Linked DNA regions of Mus musculus: region 1 is linked to region 2. A link is a loop called in an ENCODE intact Hi-C map of the cell type or tissue named here. Cell type or tissue: gastrocnemius. All regions are shown on one strand. Each heading gives the region's core, and the rest is flanking DNA. Links, peaks and the distances in the headings are about the cores only.

Region 1 (9,603 bases), core at 908-8,907, 370 kb before region 2:
ACTCAGCCTTTGGAGCTGGCATTTCCTCTGCTGATAGGTAGTAAGCAAGCAAACTCCAAACAGCAAGGTCATTGCCTCGGAGGGTACCAAGGCGGCTTCCAGTGGTGTTCCTGACATTAGGATCCAGCCAGTTCTTCATCATAGCAAGTTACCCCATGCATTGGCAGATGCCAGAATTGTACAGATTTGCCCTCTTGTTGACACCAAATATTGTTCAATGTAGCCTGGAAGTGAATATTACCATTGCTAGGGATGGCTGGAGGAGGGGAAAGAGGGGGGAAGAGGTGGTGGCGGCAACAGCAGCTGCCCAACTCCACAGCCACAGCATGGACCTATGACCTCAAAGAATCTCCAGGTGAGCCATAGGATGTTGGTGTATGTGTGTGTTTTTAAAGGTTTATTTTAAAAAAAGAATTATTTAAGTATAAATTATGTACACTGTAACTGTCTTCAGACACTCCAGAGGAGGGCATTAGATCCCATTACAGATGGTCGTGAATCACCATGCGGGGAATTGAACTTAGGACCTCTGGAAGAATAGTGCTATTAACTGCTGAACCATCTCTCCAGTCCTTTTCCTTTATTTATTTCATGGATATGAGTGCTCTGTTTTCATGCACACCAGGAGAGGGCATCAGATCCCATTACAGATGGTTGTGAGCTACCAATGTGGGTGCTGGGAATTGAACTCAGGACCTCTGGAAGAGCAGCCAGTGGCTCTTAACCACTGTGCCATCTCTCCAGGCTAGTGACCCCCAAACCCCCTTAAATGTCTATCACGAGGCTAAGGAACAGTAGTAGTTTAGAGGGCTGAAATCATGTTCAACAAATGGCTGAACTGGGACTCAAAATAGTAGAGCCCGTGTTTTTTACTTACTCATTTTGTAAATTTGCGACTTAATTCCCTGAGACAGGCTAATTTCAAACTCATATAGACCAGGATGACCACAAACTTCTGAGTCTCTCATCTCTATCTCCCAAGTTCCCGGATCACAGGCATGCACTACTATACCCAGCTGAGTCTTTGCTCTTAACTTGACTGCCTCTTCCGTAAGAAATGCCCCATCTAAATGAATAGCATAAAGCCTTTGATTTGTGTTGGGATCATGGAGGTCCTTGTGCCCACAGAGCACTAGAGAACCGGGAATGTTAAACACACAGGGGCCTCTCTCCAATAAAATACCTGTTTTCCTGCCCAGAGGGATGGGCACAGGTATCATTAATGACCTTTGTGCTATCTGTGGCAGCAGCCTCATCCAAATCTCCCAGAACGATTATCCCAGACTTTCCCTCCCTAGCCCTTTATCCCTAGCTCCCAGTTAAACCTAACCTTAGGGGAGATGCCACATGTGCCTAATAGCCTGCTTACCTCTATGCAATCTATCAGAGACCACACTAGATTCTAGGCCTTTTTAGCTATAGAAGCCACCCTCGTGGTCACATGTACTTCACAAAGGAGCTTCTATGCAGCCACACCTAAAGCTTTATGGGCCCCTGGAATTGGACTGGTTGTTGCCTGAAACCTTTTCCCAAACTGTACTGTGTTTTAAACATGCCAGCAACAAAGCACTGCCATTAGACTCCTTGGAGTCTGATGCAGGTGGATGAAGCCAAACCAAACCAAACCAATAAGAGTTTTCATTCTTATTCTTCAAGGGTTTGCTTCCCTGCCTGGGCCCCCTCAGATTTGACTTACTATTGTCCAGCTTTACGGTGGTGCAAAGGCATGTCTGTAACCACCATTTCTCCACTGCAGGACAATGTTCAGTAAACTGAAGGCCACGTTCTTACATTTCACTGCAAAACAGACCTCCTATTCAGTGCCTCTGACCAACTACAGGTGTGATGGCTATTGTTGGTTGTCAACTTGACTACATCTGTGAGGGATTTTTTTTCTTAATTAAATCATTTGAAGTGGGAAGACCCACCTTTAATCTGGGCCACACCTTCCGCTGGTAGCCTATATACAGAACATGGAAGAAGGAAGCCCTCTTTTTGCCTGCTTGTTCTTGTTCTTGCTGGGAAGTCCATTCCTTCATGGGCATTAACACATTCTTTAGAATTCCAGCATATAGTGAAGACCAGCTGGGACATCCAGTCTTGTGGATTGAATAACTACTGGATTCTTGGATTTTCTGAAGGTAGACAGCCATTGTTGGCCTAGCTGGACCACAGCACAGCCTGTAGGATATTCATTCATTCGTATGTGTGTGTGCGCGTGTACACACGTATTCACACACACACACACACACATATATATATATATATAAATACATGAATGATTAGGCTAATGTATGTAAGTGGGCAAAGCCACAGTGTTGGGTAGGCCACCTGTATTAAATCTATACTTTTACAAGACATTTTTGTGTCTGTATAATGTGTATGTGTACATCGTGTATAAGATTGTGGATGCACGTATGCCACCCAGCTCATCTGGAGGCCAGAGGACAACCTTGGATGTTAGTCCTCTTGTCTGAGACAGAGCTTCCAGGGGTTCTCCTGTCTCTGCTTCCCATTCTACCACTGATTACAGATGCGTGTGTTACTGAGCCTAGCTTTACATGGGCTCTAGGGATTTGAACTCTGGATCCCTCATTTACAGGGCAATTACTTTACCTACCCAGATATCTCTGCAGCCCATATAAATATATCATATGTTCTAAAAATTATAATTTATGTATATTAAATATTTATACCATATAATTATATAAAATATTATACTAACAATATTATATTACTAAATACATAATATTATATTGCTATGTATTTATTTACATATAACATTAAAATATTATATAAATGCTTATACCTAATTTGCAATGTATTAATGTATAAAATAATATATAAATTATATATTGTTTGTATATATACACACACACACATACGCACACACATTTAAATGGGGTATCCTCTGCATAGCTCTGGCTGTCCTGGAACTCACTACGTGAACCAGGCTGGCCTTGAACTCAGAGATCCCCTGCCTCTGCTTTCAAAGTGTTGGGATGAAAGGCATGTGTTACATGCCCAGCGCCCTAAGTATACTTTTTATTTTGCTATTTTCAATTTAAGATGAGAACATGGAATGTAACTCCGACACACATGGAGGAGCAGCTGTACTAGCTAAATTGTGAAAGTCCATTTGCAACTTAACTTATGTATGCCTTACATACACATTCATATATATTATATTTATTTTATTTTTTGTTTTTAAGACATGGTTTCTCTGGGTAGCCCAGATTATCTAGTATGTAGCTCAAGCCGGCTTCAGACTCAGAGATCCACCTGTCTCTGCCTCTCATATGCAGGGATTAAAGACACACACACTTTCTGGGTATGCATCTGTAGACAGATATCAATGACACATAACCACCACAGGACTCTGGGTGGCAGTGGTGCCCTAATGGATCAATTGATGCCAAGGGGTGGGAAGCCAGAGGACACAGAGACAGTGACAGGAAAGCAGGCCACATTGGCATTTATCTTTGAAATGGTGTTTTCGTAAAATGAGCTAAGCGGAGGCGGCGAAGGCCTAAGACAGAGCAGGTCTGTGTGGATGGCCTGGAAGCAGAGCAGCTGACATTCCAGTAATAACAGCCTGAGAAACCCGAGCAGCCCCCCAGGGAGCTAAGAGGATGGGGGACGCTGTGGGGATTATGATGAAGTGTTTTTAAACAGGCCAGGCCTCTCCCCACCAGTCCTGGCGCATGACACAGAGGCACTTTTCAGGGAGAATGACGGCAGTGAGCTGCTTTATTTCGGTAGCGTGGGTCAGATGATGGCAGATTTTATACCACAGAATGCTTTTAGAGCTTGGGTAGGAAAATGTGACTTCAGTGCAATGGAGCAAAAAATAAAAAATAACCCTGCCATCTGCCTTCATCCACACACAACTCGGAGCCTGGGTTCCTATGACTCACACAAGCCTGGCACCGTCTTAAGGTCTGCTTTCACTGGGCTGGCCCAGGTTAGAGGGAGATGACCCATGACTGAGGCCCACAAGAAGATGCGGCCTTTGGGGAAACTGAGGGAGCATGTAAGCTATGCCAGAGCCCCATCCCAGTGTAAGTCACTGTCAGCCTGGAGGCTCCAGGGATGCTGCAGTAACCCTCCAGGTTTACCTCCTGATGTCAGCTAACCCACTCCTGTGGCGTGTCTGAAGGACTAGATTCTGTGGGCTGCAAGGAAGACAGGAATCTTGATAGAGCTCGGGGGCATCTGAAGTGCTGAGGAGATTCTAGGGGCCCACCCTTGCTTTCACTACAGTGCTCCCTCAGCCTGGTGTACAGAACTAGTTAGCTTCAAACTTAATATTTAAATGTACACTTTTAAAATAGTAGTACTAATTCCTTAGTTTTCAAACTAGGCACAATAAAAGACAAAGGATAATAAAATAGAAATAGTATGATTATAGTAATATTATTTAAGATCTACGAACCATTTATGTCAGACAATTCCCTTTCAGTATGTTCACACTGTAGCTATGGAAACAAGCCCTAAGGACATTGTTGATCTCATCCCCATCCTTAATCCTAACTAGAGTGAGGTGGGTGACAGTCACAGGCACAAGCAAGGGGCTTGAAGCATGGAGTATCCTGGAATTGACACACAAAGGGACATGGCAGCTACCAGCACCAGGAGATACCACACTGGGACTCACTGGGGAAACTGCCACTCTTGGTCATCTTTTATTCTGAGAAGGTCAGGGCTCCTACATGGGAAATGAAGCTGTGGGCCACACGAGGGCGTCATGGTCCTCCTTCACCACTGATGATGTCTTGGGCAACATGGGAAAAAATGAATACAGCAGTTGTGAGATAAAGCTAGAGATGGTGCAGGAGGGATGCTAAGAATGGCCAGGAGAGGGGACAGGCCACTGGACACTCAGCATCGCCCTGACCTGCAGGGAGGGCCCAAGGTCCACATGAATAAACGAATAACTATAGAGATGGAGTGGAAGTTCCTCAATACAACTAACCAGGGCAGGCCGGAGGTGAGGGCTGGGGAGTCTGGGCCTTCCTGGCTGGCACAGGAGACAGAAATCATCCCCTGGGGCTTGAGCCGTGGCTGCCATGCACACGTCTCTCAGGGCCTCAGCTGTCCCATCTATAAACAGGAAAAGCACCCTGACTTCACTGACAGTCATTCTGCAGAGCAGACCTCCAGTGTACCTGGAACTCAGTAGGTGCTCAGTAAATGATCTCAGGCTCCAACCTTGGTGCCGAGTGTGGTGCTTTCTATGTACCGAGATCCACTTTAATCAGAAAAGAAAAAAAAATGTGTGGAATCCTACCGATTACTTCTTAGAGCCTTCTGTCCCCATTCCCTTCCTCCTGGCACTTTAAGAGGAAGACAAGCTATCATGTAGGAATAGCATACTAAGATTCTCTGAAGACTTCGAAGTGGCCCAAGACCCATGTTGGCCATGGGTCTCTGTAGTCAGCCTGGGCTGTAACAGGTAACTCCTGTCCAGGATACGTGTCTCAGGGGCGTGTCAAGGCGTATTCACAACGAAGAGCCTCCCTCTGGGCCTGGTTCCTTAGGTCAGAGACCCTTCTTACTTCCCTAGTCGGGGAGCCCCTGGTGTCTGGACAGGGTCAACCCTATTGCTTGCTCTCTTATATTCAAGGCCAAGGGAGAGGAGATAGAAGGTCGTTGGTACAGAGCGGGCATTTGCTAATTGGCTCCTTAAGTCTCCAAGCCTGGGCAATGCTGCCTGGGGCCTTGAGGTACTTTGCTGCTTAAGACAGTCAGTCTGTAGAACCAGGCTTAGGTCCACCATCAGTGTGGCTGTCTGTCTCTCTCCAAGAAACACAGGGTTTCTCTGTGTAGCCCTGGCTATCCTGGAACTCACTCTGTAGACCAGGCTAGCCTCAAACTCAGAGGTCCTCCCACCTCTGCCCTCTGAGTCATTGCCATCAGCAGCTGGCTTGGAGGGATGTTTCTTACCCCCAGTGTGCTGTGAAATAAGGGCTATGAGCACGCATACACACTTCAGTGCTTACGACCGTGGCCTTGCCTCCACCGGGCCTCAGGACAGAGGGATGACCAGGGTAAGGGGACCTCGCTGTGGTGGCTCAGGGAGGAGAGCTGCTGAGCCAGAGAAGGACACTCTGCCTCTTACCTGCCTCCCTACCCAGGCCCCAGTGTGTCCAGAAGCAGCAATTTTAATGAGCACTAACCACCAACACACCTCTCTTCTGGTCTAGCACCTTCTTTCTGAGACTTACAGCTTCCCAACCTTCTGTGCTGACCAGAATGAAGTCCTCTGACCTGAATATTGCACTTTGTAATTCATGTTTAAGTTACATTTACTTATGTGCATGCAGATGCATGGACTGTGGCGACCACGCGGAGGTCAGAAGACAATATGCACGAGCCAGGTCTCTCCATCCACCACGTGGGGGAGAGGGATCAAACTCAGGTCACCAGCCTTGAGGTGGGTGTCTTTACATGCTGAGTTAGCATTTCACCTAGCCTAGTTCATTGGCTTTGATTTTTTTTCTTTTTTAGCACCTGGGCCTCAAGCATGCCAGGCAAGTGTTCTGTCCTGGAGTTTATACCCTAGCCTAACTTTAAAAGATGTATTTCTTTACATTGTAACCGTGGCCCTCGATTGCTTATGCCACAGAAGGTCTGGGCTAGAGAGTGGAGTTCGTGTTCTACCAGGACTAACATCCTCCTCTGAGCCTGTGTTTACTCCTCAGTGGCTTGCTGTGAAAAAGCCTGTATCACCTCCACTCTGGTAAGGGACTGAAAGCAGGCGCCAGGGCAAACACTCCTGGGTGGAAGCCAGCTCTGTGATTTTGGCCAGGAAGGCTAGTTTACATCTCTGGGCCTCAGTTTCTCTCACCTACGAGAGGGGTGGCGGTGAGGTGACTGCAAATGCCAGGAACTGTGCATCTTTCCTCAGGCAGGCAGTGAGGTTTCAGAGCTTGTGGAAAAGGCACCGTCAGAGGAAATAAATAATGAACCGAGTCTCAGCATATGCTGCCGGAGGCAGACAGGCTGGAGCCGAAGATGAGAACACCCAAGTCGCAGAGTCAGAGTGGGGGCCGTCGGGAAGGGAAGCTGATGATTGGGCTCGGGAGAGTTTGGGGATGGGAGGAGGGGAGGGGCGGTGGTTACCACTCAGCATGTCATGTCCTCTAGACCTCTTATCCTCGGTCCCTAACTGGAGGGCAGTCTGAGGGAAAGGGCGCTTAACTGAAATACCCATTCCTACCCTACCACAAAGCTGCACCTTGGTTGAGCACCGACAGCCTGCCCTGGGACACTGTTTCCTTCTGCTTTCTTTCTCACTCAGTGCTGTGACTGTGCCAAAGGGGAGAAGACGGCTCGTCCAAGGTCATGCAGCCATTAAGAAAGCAGGCATCACCGAGCCTGGGTTCGAGAGGTTGCAGGCCTGTTTTTCCTATTAGACCACCTTGTCCCGCCCTTCAGTGCATCTCCTTGTATATGGTGAACTTCTAAGCCTATTGTATTTGTTTTCTTGGTTTTTCTATGAGGGCCTTCCACAGCAAATATCCTGCAATCAGGATATCTGAAACCCCTGCTTACAGACGTTGGTAGGTTAGAAGCTTCGCATCATTGAAAACCCCACCCCACCTCCCATGGTGCCCACTGCCTGCTTTCCTATCCCTCTCACCCTGTAGAACCGACTTTAGAGACCTGAGTGTGAGACCTTCCCCCTCATTCTGCCCCATTCCGTCCACCTGCCCTGCACACAGCTCTCCAAAAGACCCCTTTGCACTCAGCTGCCCCAGATGGGACAGATCCCAAGGCCCCTGCACATCCCAGCCCTGAATCATGGAGCTTCTGCTTTGGGTTTTGTTCTGTCCTGCACATCACAGTGATGGTACGGGAGGGGACCAAGGTGTGCACACTTGTAGCTCTTGGTTCAGGGAAGAGAAGCAGGCAGAGGAGAGAATCCAGCCATTCGGAGGAGGGTGTGAGACTGTTCCCTGTCCAGGTAGCAAAGTGGCCCTTTCTTAACTTATATAACCTTAGATGAGTGTAAAACTCTGTCCCCCCAACCGTGTGTGTGTGTGTGTGTGTGTGTGTACAGAAACATGCACACACGCGTGTGCCAGACCCCTAGGAGCCATCTATCTTAGGACAGGGTCTCTCTCTGGTTGGGAACATGCTGAGCAAGCCGGCTGGCCAGTGAGGCCCCAGGAGCCAGCTGTTTCTGCCTCCCAGCTGTGAGGTTGCAAACACACACCACCATACCCCAACTCTTTTCAAGCAAGCTAATGCCTCAGACCTACCCACCAACCAAATGAAACTAAGCCAAACAGTGCTAGGGGCCAAACACCAGCTTCCTGCCTGCTAAGTGTGCGCTCTTCCACTGAGCTATGCCCCAGTCCTGCTGGTTCCAACCAACTCTTCCGGCCTCCTCAGCTCTTGCTATGAAAGGCAGGCAGACACCCAACAGACGCAGGTCCCGGCAAACCTCACTGGTGTCTTCTGTACCAAGAGGGTCATGACTTCCAGGGCCTCTGTGGCTGTGCCACTCTTGAGAGCCCTTGCTTGTGAAGATGGATGTGGTGAGGAGAAGATGTTGGTGGGCACGGGGCTCAAGTCCCAGCTCATCATTTACGAGCTGTGTGGTCTTGGAAGAGTTTCTTTACTTCTCTGAGCCTTAGTTGAACTCATATCTAAAACACAAACTAGAATCTACTCAGAGGTTCCTGGGAAGGTTAAGGGCTAATTACAAAATTGCCTGATACGTGGCAGGCACTTAATAAAGGTAGTCACTATCACCTCCGTAAGCAGCTGTCCCTTACACATCTGTGAACACTGAGTCTGGGCCAGGCCCTGTGCTGCAATCTGGGGACACTGATAAGTGAATCATGACACCCAGAGGCTATAACTGGCCCTGGCAGCTGTGAGGTACAATCTCCAGCATGGGGCATGGGGCATTCTTCTCCTGGGAAGAAAAGCAAGGTGTGGGGGGGGAGCGTGACAGTGGGAAGAATATAAGTGGGTGGGGCTTACTCCAGCAAAATTCCCTCATCTGGCGGCCCCTAAGTGTCTCTTCAGTTGAAACAGCCGCATGATAGCGTTCAAAGGGCGCATGCCATCAGCCGCTGTACTTTCTGGTGGGCGAGAGCTCTTACAGTCACCAACTCAATTTGTCACCTTAAGGCTTCTGGGTATTCCCTCTCTCAGATAAAATAAGTCATGCAAAGACAGAGATCTGACACCTCAAGTCACCCAATCTGTCACCACACCCACTTACAGGCAATCTCAGCTGACAGCAGGAGGGGGGGCTGGGACAGATATGGAGGAGTGGGGGTGGGGGAGATGTAGGCACGTGCACACTGCCAAATGCAAGGCTTATTCTTTTTGGGGAAGAATGCTCTGGTAACAGGTGTAGGTTTGACTGAGGTGTTGTGAGGTCCAGAGAGAGAAGCCTTGGGCAGCCTGGTACTGGGTGTGGTAGGGCATGTCCTCTGCAGACTGACTCTGAAGAGTCCAGAATCAGCCAGGTATCAGGTATGTGAAAAAGCTCTGCCCCTTATGCCATCCACAGCTGCTGCCCTTCCTCTGAAGTCGTCACATGACATCTTGGCCTAAGCACCCCCCCACACCCAGGGCTAT
Region 2 (9,603 bases), core at 499-8,498:
CAGCCTCCAGTCAGTGGGCCCTCGTTCATTCCGCCCGTACTCCCAGGATTCCTCTCTCAATGAGCGCTCCCTGGAGAACCTGGGAAAGTGAACCAGAGGCTCAGCAGAGGCTGCCATCTCCCTCTGGCTGGCTGTTGCACAGGAACCAGTAAGGCAGACCCTCAACCCTGGATGAGAGAAGGGCATGCCCCCACCACATTCAGGCACTTTTTTCTTTTTAAGACAAGGTTTTTCCATGTGGCCCTGGCTATCCTGAAACTCCTTCTGTACACCAGGCAGACCTCAAACTCAAGAGATTCACCTGTTCTGCCTCCCCAGTGCTGGGATTAAAGGAATGTACCACCATCAGCACCAGGCCAAGATTGACTTCATTAGGTTTCTGATGACACAGTTAATCTTTTAAAAAAGAAAATTTGACCCTTTTAGCTGGTGATGGTGGCTAACACCTGTAATCCTCACACTCAGGAGGGTGAGACAGACAGGAGTAACTAAGTCTGCAGGAGATTTGGTCTCAAAATATCTGATAAAAGGTAACATTAGAAAAGGTTTAATAAGGGCTGGTGAGATGGCTCAGCAGGTAAGAGCACCCGACTGCTCTTCTGAAGGTCTGGAGTTCAAATCCCAGCAACCACATGGTGGCTCACAACCATCCGTAACAAGATCTGTCTCCTTCTTCTGGAGTGTCTGAAGACAGCTACAGTGTACTTACATATAATAAATAAATATTATAAAAAAGAAAAAAAAAAAAAAAGAAAAGGTTTAATAAGGGCTAGAGACATAAGTGAGGATATGATGTTCTTGTAAAGAACTGAGCAAATTTCCCAGCACCCAAGTTGGGTATCCCCAAATCATCAGTAACTCCAGCTACAGAGCATCCAATACTTTTTTTGTCCTCCAAACAATACATGTACACACACACACACACACACACACACACACACACAGTAACACACATGACATAATACACTAATGTAAACATATAATAAAAGTAAATAAAAAGCAAAGAATTTTAATAAGGAAAGTTTTCAGTGTAACAGAAACAAAACAATGGGAATACAACAAAGCTTTGCGCGTGAAATATGACCCAGGATGTAACAACAATGGAAGAAGTGGAATGGAAAGGCACAGGTCAAGCATGGGGAGAAACACTTGTCATGTCAGCACGCAGGAGGATCCTGAGTTCAAATCAACTTAAGTTACAAAGTGAATGCCTGTCTCAAAACAAAAATTTAAAAAAAGTCCAAGAGAAGTAATTAAGCAAAACCTGATCAAGACAAAAATCTCAGCTGCTTTTTACCAAGTTAAAGTAGGTAAAGCCCAGCAAAGCGGAGCCATGTGAGAGAGCTCACTGCCCTGCCCCATCCCAGCCAAGTGTTGTACTGGTGCCGCTCTCTATTCCTCGGGGCACCAACACTGGGTGCTAGTCACCCAGAACCTGCATCCCCACAAGCCCAACCTTGTCCCTACCAGATGTAATGGCCAAAAGGCAAGGATGACAGATCTTAGCAGATCTTGGGAACACAGAGACAAAGGGCTCACTCCTGGTTGAAGTTACTGAGGAGTCAGAGTAGTTACTTGTATTTTGTACTCCGGTCCCTGGAAGCCCGGCGGTGACCCCGGCTGTGGCTCCGGGAACGGCTGCGATGGCGCCTGTATCTATCTCGGGATCTGGAACGGGAAAACTTCCGCCGCTCTCTGGAGGTAGACCTAGACCGCCTCCGTCGACGATCCCGGGAGCGTGACCTGGAAAACCCAGATGATTTTGAAAGCTAAGATGTCACTGGGATCAAACCACCCTCGTTCCTCAACTCTCAGCATCTATTGGCCTTCAGGGTTCTTGGGATTCCTTTTTCCTCCTACAATGTACAATTTGGAAGTGAAAGTCCCCTGAATTAATCGGAAGGCCGTATCTTTCCCCTGAATGTTTCTTGAAAACATAGGTCTTGGCCAGGTAAGGTGGCATATGCCTTTAATATCAGCACTTGGGAGGCAGAAACAGGAGGATCTCTAAATTCAAGGCCAGCCTCTTCAATAAGAATTCCAGGACAGCCAAGTTATACAGAGAAACCCCATCTCAAAAAACAAAACCAACCACCACCAACCCAAAAACAAAAAAGGACTTGGACATTCCTAGTTGCTCTTCAACGGGGTCTCCCCTCACCCCAGCAGTGGCAGCGTATGTGTGAGAGCATGGGAGTCCACGTGGTATCTTTCTACTGTGCTAAACCCTAACATCTATACTCTTCACAAAACAGTCTTGTGAGGCTGTGAACATCAGTTAAATGTTTTTACAGAAAAAGGCACTCAACCTGAGAGCCCTGTGATAGATCTTGAAACCTACCTTCTGCGATCTCGGGTTCTTGATCCAGACCTAAACAGAAAGATAAATAGATGAAAAATGTTAATCCATCTAAGAGACAAAGGCAAATGGATCTCCGTGAATCTGAAGCCAGCTAAGGCAACTTAGTGAGATGCTTCAAGAGTGCATAGATGAGTCTGGCTCTGATCTTTTCTTTGAAATTAATCCCAAATATTTATCGGAGTACTTCTCAGGCATCTCAAATTGAATACAGCCAAATTCTTTTTTTTGTTGTTTTTTTTTGTTTGTTTGTTTGTTTTGGTTTTGTTTTTGTTTTTTCGAGACAGGGTTTCTCTGTATAGCTCTGGCTGTCCTGGAGCTCACTTTGCAGACTAGGCTGGCCTCGAACTCAGAAATCCGCCTGCCTCTGGATTAAAGGTGTGCGCCACCACGCCCGGCTGAATACAGCAAATTCTAACTCCTATTCCTGGTTCCACCCTCCCTGTTCTAGGTAAGGAACAACTCCAGATCAGAAACCAGAAAGGCAAGCCGGGCGTGGTGGCGCACGCCTTTAATCCCAGCACTCGGGAGGCAGAGGCAGGCGGATTTCTGAGTTCAAGGCCAGCTTGGTCTACAAAGTGAGTTCCAGGACAGCCAGGGCTATACAGAGAAACCCTGTCTTGAAAAACCAAAAAAAAAAAAAAAAAAAAAAGAAACCAGAAAGGCCAGGTAGGCATGATAATACATGCTTTAATCCCAGCATGGAGAAGCAGAGACAATCAGATCCCTGATCTACAAGGCTAGTTCCACAATAGCATGGGATATACAGAAAAACACTGTATCAAAAGACCAAGAAGAAAAGAAACCGTGAGGCCAACTTCATTCCTTCCTAAACAGTCACCAAGTCCAGTCAGTTCTACTCCAGACCGCCTACCCCAGACCTTATCACCCACACTCTTCCTGCCTCTTAACTCCCGTTAGTGCCTCACTGGTGTGGAGGCTTTTGCCAAACACCTTACATTTTGCTTCTCAATGGGCAAGAACATATTCCAACCACATATTTTATGGGAGTCTGTCCAGTGATCCCACATAACCAATTAAAAAGAAAAAAGACAGCCATACAAAGCTTCCACCCTCAAGTCCAAAGCTGATGATTTCCCTTCAAGGCACTGCCATGAGACTGCTGCTTAGCTACCATTAGTAGATCCACTTTTGCCTTCCCTATTTGATAAGGGCTCCATGGCCAGCTGTCAGAGGAGCTGTCTGGGTGAGGTTAAAAGATGGCTGGGTAGCAGTGGGACAGACCTTTAATCCCAGTCCTTAGGAGGCAGAGTCAAGTGGATCTGAGTTTGAGGGCAGCCAGGGGTCTACAGAACAAGTCCCAGGACAGCTGGAGCTATACAGGGCAACTGTAGGGGGTAGAGAGGGACACACGGACAGAGGGGGTAAGAGGAAAAGGGAGAGGGGACCCTTGTCAGCTCCTCCTTCCCTAGTTCCAATCAGTCAGTGTTGCACCTCACCACAGTGAATATGTCATAGGTTTTGCTTTTAAAGGCTACACTGGAGCCAGGTGTGATGGCATATACCCTAATCTCAGCCCTTGGAAAGCAAAAGCAGGCACATATCTGTAAATTCTAGGCCAGTCCGGATTACATTAGTAAGACCCTGCTTCAAAATAAATAAATGCATGCTTTTATATGTTTCAAACACTGATGGCTCCAAGTCACAAAACAGCAACAGCAGTTTCCTAAGGCTAGCCCCCATGCTTACCTCCTGCCCAGGCGCTCTTCTCGCTCTCTCTCCTCTCTTCTCCTCAATCGATCCTGATTTCTTTTTTCCTGTTTTTCAGCCACAGTTTTCTAAATAAATGAAAAAATGGGAAAATAAGGAGAAGCAACAGCTTTTAGGAAACAATATTCTACTCAGTTAAAAGCTAACAGAACACATGAAAAAAAAATTAACCATCATTTTCTACATTTGGTGACAAATTACAGAAAAGGGGCTGAACTTCTAAGACACAGGGCTTAAATCACAATGTTTCAAACCAAGCCATAAACTGTTCCTCCTACAGCCTCTCCATAAGCTTTGTAGTAAGAAATGTTAGTTAAAGAAACTTAACTCAGACCAAAAGCAATAGCACCCTGCTGTTGGGAGTAGAGATGTAGGTACCCAGAAAACAGCTCCCTTTTGATTTGGTGTGTGCTATGATAATATCAGCACAATTCATCAAGCTTGATCCTATATGCAACAGAAGCAGGAGGCTCTGAGAACCTCTACCACCAAATCAGCATCAACTTAAGTTAGCTTGAATGTGTCAAGAACCTCTACACACACCAATAATGCTGAGGGAGGGAGGATGAGAGGACAGTGAGAACACAAAGGAAAGAATGGGACTGAACAGACAGTTCAGCAGGTAAGCTGCTCTGCCATGGGACCTAGAACTTTAGAGCCCACATGTGAGTAAAAACTGGCTCTAACTCCTAGGGATCTGTTGCCCTCTTCTGGCCTCCAGAGGCACTGCAAGAATATGGTACACAAACATATGCATGCAGACAAATTACTTCTCCCACACATAAAATGAAACTTTTTCTTTTTTTAAACCCAGAAATATGTCAGGCAATTTTGGGCCACGCCTTTAATCCCAGCACTCGGGAGGCAGAGGCAGGCGAATTTCTGAGTTCGAGGCCAGCCTGGTCTACAGAGTGAGTTCCAGGACAGCCAGGGCTACACAGAGAAACCCTGTCTTTTGAAAAACCAAAAAAAAAAAAAAAAAAAAAAAAAAAGAAAAGCACCAGCCTCTCTTCCAGAAGACCATGGTTCGATTCTCACCACCTACATGGCAGCTCGTAACTGTCTATACCTCCAGTTTCGGGGAATCCGATAATCTCACACAGACATAAGCAAAACACCAATGTACATAAAATGAAGATAAATAAGTTAAAATAAATCAAAAATAAAAAACAAAACCCAAATGCTACAGGTCCTTCGAGCCCTTGTCGCCCGAGGCTACTGACTTGGGTTCACGCAGCAGCTTCTTTACTTAGGGATTTTCCCCTACAGCTCTCTTCCCCATCAGCTGCTTCTTCTACTCCTTCTTGCAGCTTTACTTACAGCAGCTAGCTTCTACTACTGCTTCTCTTAAAACAGCTGCTTCTACTCAAGGCAAGGGCTGTACCCAAAACTCCTCTACTCGTGCCTACTGACTTCATCCAGCTCCACCCCACCTCATCCAATCAGAATTCACACACGCTCCAGGCACGAGCTCAGGTCAGTCACCGACAGGCTGACAGGTCGGGATCTCGAGGAACAGTCCAGCCTGGCAGGCAGCCCACGCATACAGCCTCACTGCGCATGCTCGGGCGAGGCAGCAACCAACTTGGCCCTCGCCGCCACACCTGCTTCTCGCACCCAAACAAACAACAAAACAAAAAGAAACAAACAACACAGAAACATGTCCAAATCCAACTTAAAGAATACAGATAACTTTTTAAAATTAAAGCTAAAAGTAACCAGACTCCCAGGAGCTCTGCAGAAACAAAATATATTAACATTACCCTCAACTGATCAAGCTTCTCCCGGATCTGAATGAACCCCAGGTGTAACTTGCCCCCGAAGTGGTCTGCAAGCCGACGGTCATTGTCATGGAGACCAAGGTAAGCTGAACAAACCTCGCAAACACGGAGTTTTTGCTGTTGAAAACTGGATGCAGGCATGGAATTTCTATATTCTTCCTATGGGGGAAAACATAAAGATGAGGCATTTCAGAACTGTCACACTGCAAAGGTCGTCCAAGTGGCAAAACCTGAAACATAGGCGACGTTTTACTACATACTGAAACTGGGTTGTTCAGCTTTAGGTTATGTTGGAAACTTCAATTTCACTTTTTTTTTTTAACTAACATTAAAGGCAGGTAGTTCTCTGAGCTCCAGGACAGTCACACAGCTGTCTTGAAAAATGAAAAAACAAACAAACAAACAAAAAACATTTATGTCTCATCAAAAGAAACAAAGACAATTCAAACATGGAGATAAGGACTGTTCTCAGAGATCAGCAGGGAAGATATGTTTCTGAACAAGAATAGGGAAGAGATCCCAAAATCTAATAAAGCCTGGGGCTGAAGACGACCTAGGGTGGCTCCCGCAGCCACGGGAGACTAACAATCATCCCTCCGTGACACCAGTGACAGGTCTGGTGCTTTTCTCTGGCTTCTGAGAACACTAAACACAAGTAATAAATACACCAATAAAGACAACACCCAAATACATATTTTTTTAACTTGAAAAAAAAAATTGAGCTGGAGAGATTGTACTCAAGACTGTATGCTGCTCCCAGGGTGTGGTCACAGACACTTAATCTCAGGAGGCAGAAGCTGGTGAATCTTTGTGAATTTGAAGTCAGCCTGATCTACAACATGAGTTCCAGGACAGCCACAGGGCTGTTACCCAGAAAAACCCTATCTCAAAAGAACAGCAGCAAAAGAATCTATACTGTTCATGCAGAAGAACTGAAATAGATCAATTCCCAGCACTCATGGTAGGCAGCTCGCAACTACCAATAACTCCAACTCAAGGGCAATCCAATGCCTCTAGTTCATTTCAGCAACCTACACTCACATGCATATAGCCCTTCAGACAGAATTAAAATAAATATTTTAAAAGTAAGCAAAAACTAGAGCAGTCGTAGCAATTGTGTCCTAATATCCAGGCTATATCAAATGCAGGTCTAAAAGTTCCGGTGAAAAGGCCCAATCACCAACACTTTCCTTGAAGAGAAAAGTACACAACACATAAGATGCATCCTCCAAGAATACTAAAATGTATATAGAAGCCGGGCGGTGGTGGCACACGCCTTTAATCCCAGCACTCGGGAGGCAGAGGCAGGTGGATTTCTGAGTTCAAGGCCAGACTGGTCTACAAAGTGAGTTCCAGGACAGCCAGGGCTATACAGACAAACTCTGTCTCAAAAAAAAAAAAAAAATGTATATAGAAAAATCTCTCATTCTGCCTCAAAGCAAAATACATCAAACAGAAAGAAATCAGGAACACTGTAACTAGTACTTGAACTCCAGTTAAAAACTGCTGCAAAGGGGCTGGTGAAATGGCTCAGTGGGTAAGAGCACCCGACTGCTCTTCCGAAGGTCCGAAGTTCAAATCCCAGCAACCACATGGTGGCTCACAACCATCTGTAACATGACCTGACGCCCGTCTGAAGACAGCTACAGTGTACTTACATATAATAAATAAATAAATCTTTAAAAAAAAAAAAAAAACTGCTGCAAAATCATTGAAGAAAAGCATTCGTGGGAACAAAATACCCATGGAAGGAGTTACAGAGACAAAGTTTGGAGCAGGGACTGAAGGAAGGACCATCTAGAGACTGCCCTACCTGGGATCCATCCCATAAACAACCACCAAACCCAGACACTATTGCAAATGCCAACAAGATTTTGCTGACAGGACCCTGATATAGCTGTCTCCTGCGAGGCTTTGCTAGTACCTGGCAAACACAGAAGCGGATGCTCACAGTCATCCACTGGACAGAGCACAGGGTCCACAATGAAGGAGCTACAGAAAGAACCCAAGGAGCTGAAAGGGTTTACAGCTCCATAGGAGGAACAACAATATGAACTAACCAGTACCCCCAGAGCTCCCTGGGACTAAACCACCAACCAAAGAAAACACATGGTGGGACTTGTGTCTCTAGCTGCATATGTAGCAGATGATGGCCTAAGCCATCAATGGGAGGAGAGGCCCTTGGTCTTGGGAAAATTCTATGCCCCAGTATAGGGGAATGCCAGGGCCAGGAAGCAGGAGTCGGGGGTTGGGGAGCAGGGGGAGGGATAGGGGATTTTCTGAGAGGAAACTAGGAAAGGGGATAACATTTGAAATGTAAAAAAAGAAAATATCTAAGGGAGAAAAAAAAAAAAGCATTTTTTAAAAAGACTGTGTGTGTGTGTGTGTGTGTGTATTATATATACACACACACACATGCAGAGAGAGGGGGAGGGAGGGAGGGGGGAGAGAGGGAGGAGAGAGGGGGAGAGAGAGAGAGAAAGAGAGAGAGAGAGAGAGAGAGAGAGAGAGAGAGAGAGAGAGAGAGAGATAGAGATACTAGTCTATAATCTAGAACTCCCTAAAATGTAATTGTCTCAGCCTAAGTGCATGCCTGTGCACGCATGCATGCTTGTGGACACACACAATTAAACAGAAAGAACGCCTCCATGCGCACCAGTACCCAGGAATTCTTCCAGGTAATGGCCTAGAAAACCCTGTGACAGCAGGTATTTAAGAACAAGTCACCACTTTAGAACAATTTAATGTAAACATCCACTAAAAATTGAGAAACTACCATTAAATGTTCTCTGTGGATAAAATGGAAGCCTATAGCACTAAACTGAGTAAGATCTTGTCTTAATTAGGCTTACTATTGCTATTTGAAACAAGACCAAAAAAAAAAAAAACTGATTTATTTTTATTTGGTTTACATTTCCACATCATAGTCTATCACTGAAGGAAGGGCCAGGACCTGGAGGCGGAAGCTATGCAAAAGCTATGAAGAAATGCTGCTTACTGGCTTGCACAGCCAGCTTTCTTACAGAACCCAGGACCATCAGCCCAGGGCTGGCCTACTCTGCCAACAATCACTAAGAAAAGGCTTCCTTACAGGCTTGACTTCTTACAACTTCATCTTCTGAAGGCATTTTCTCAATTGGCGTTTGCTCTGCTCAAATGAGTGCAGCTTGTGTCAAGTTGACATAAAACTAGCCAACACGGGGCTGGTGAGATGGCTCAGAGGGTAAGAGCACCTGACTGCTCTTCTGAAGGTCCAGAGTTCAAATCCCAGCAACCACATGGTGGCTCACAACCATCTGTAATGAGATCTGACGCCCTCTTCTGGTGTTTCTGAAGACAGCTACAGTGTACTTACATGTAATAAATAAATCTTTAAAAAAAAAAAAAAAAAAAAAAAAAACTAGCCAACATGGGGACTGGTGAGATGGCTCAGAGGTTGAGAGCACTGGCTGCTCTACCAGAGGTCCCAAGTTCAATTCCCAATGAATCTGATGCCCTCTTCTGACATGTCAGCTGTACATGCAACAGAGCACTCATGTATTAAATATTAAAACAAAAACAAAAAAAGCAAAAAACAGAATTATATCCAGTAACCAAAGACCTTCAACAATTTTAAAAGATCCAAATTTATATTATGGCAGCTAGGGTTAGAGAGCAACTTGAGTTCTCCCTTTAACTATGGTTTCCAATGATCTATTATTAGCTGGGCAGTGGTGGTGCACACCTTTAATC

The links. Peaks named below come from ENCODE experiments on the same cell type or tissue, not always from the same donor. Only the 100,000 strongest peaks of a DNase experiment are listed, where the experiment ranks them.
Region 1: it touches region 2 in a loop (2.1-fold over the local background); 4 of 42 quality-filtered maps call a loop at or near these places.

What each region holds. Positions count from the first base shown.
Region 1 is chr17:26,644,904-26,654,506 of GRCm38, reverse strand. All of the region lies in intron 9 of Ergic1 (endoplasmic reticulum-golgi intermediate compartment (ERGIC) 1), which reads right to left. It overlaps Gm41553 (a long non-coding RNA gene), which reads right to left. Exons shown (of 2, transcript XR_876696.2): 2 at 1,651-9,603. Among named protein-coding and RNA genes, the nearest start is that of Gm41553, 8.0 kb to the right of the region's middle. In gastrocnemius, for the core only: CTCF peaks have their summits at 3,374 and 4,731 (motif pointing right); a DNase peak (open chromatin) is centred at 3,554; H3K27ac peaks cover 2,448 bases.
Region 2 is chr17:26,272,101-26,281,703 of GRCm38, reverse strand. Luc7l (Luc7-like) reads right to left here. Exons shown (of 10, transcript NM_028190.3): 6 at 5,854-6,030; 7 at 4,070-4,158; 8 at 2,342-2,371; 9 at 1,576-1,743; 10 at 1-79. Among named protein-coding and RNA genes, the nearest start is that of Luc7l, 24 kb to the right of the region's middle. In gastrocnemius, for the core only: a CTCF peak has its summit at 4,798 (motif pointing left); a DNase peak (open chromatin) is centred at 4,809.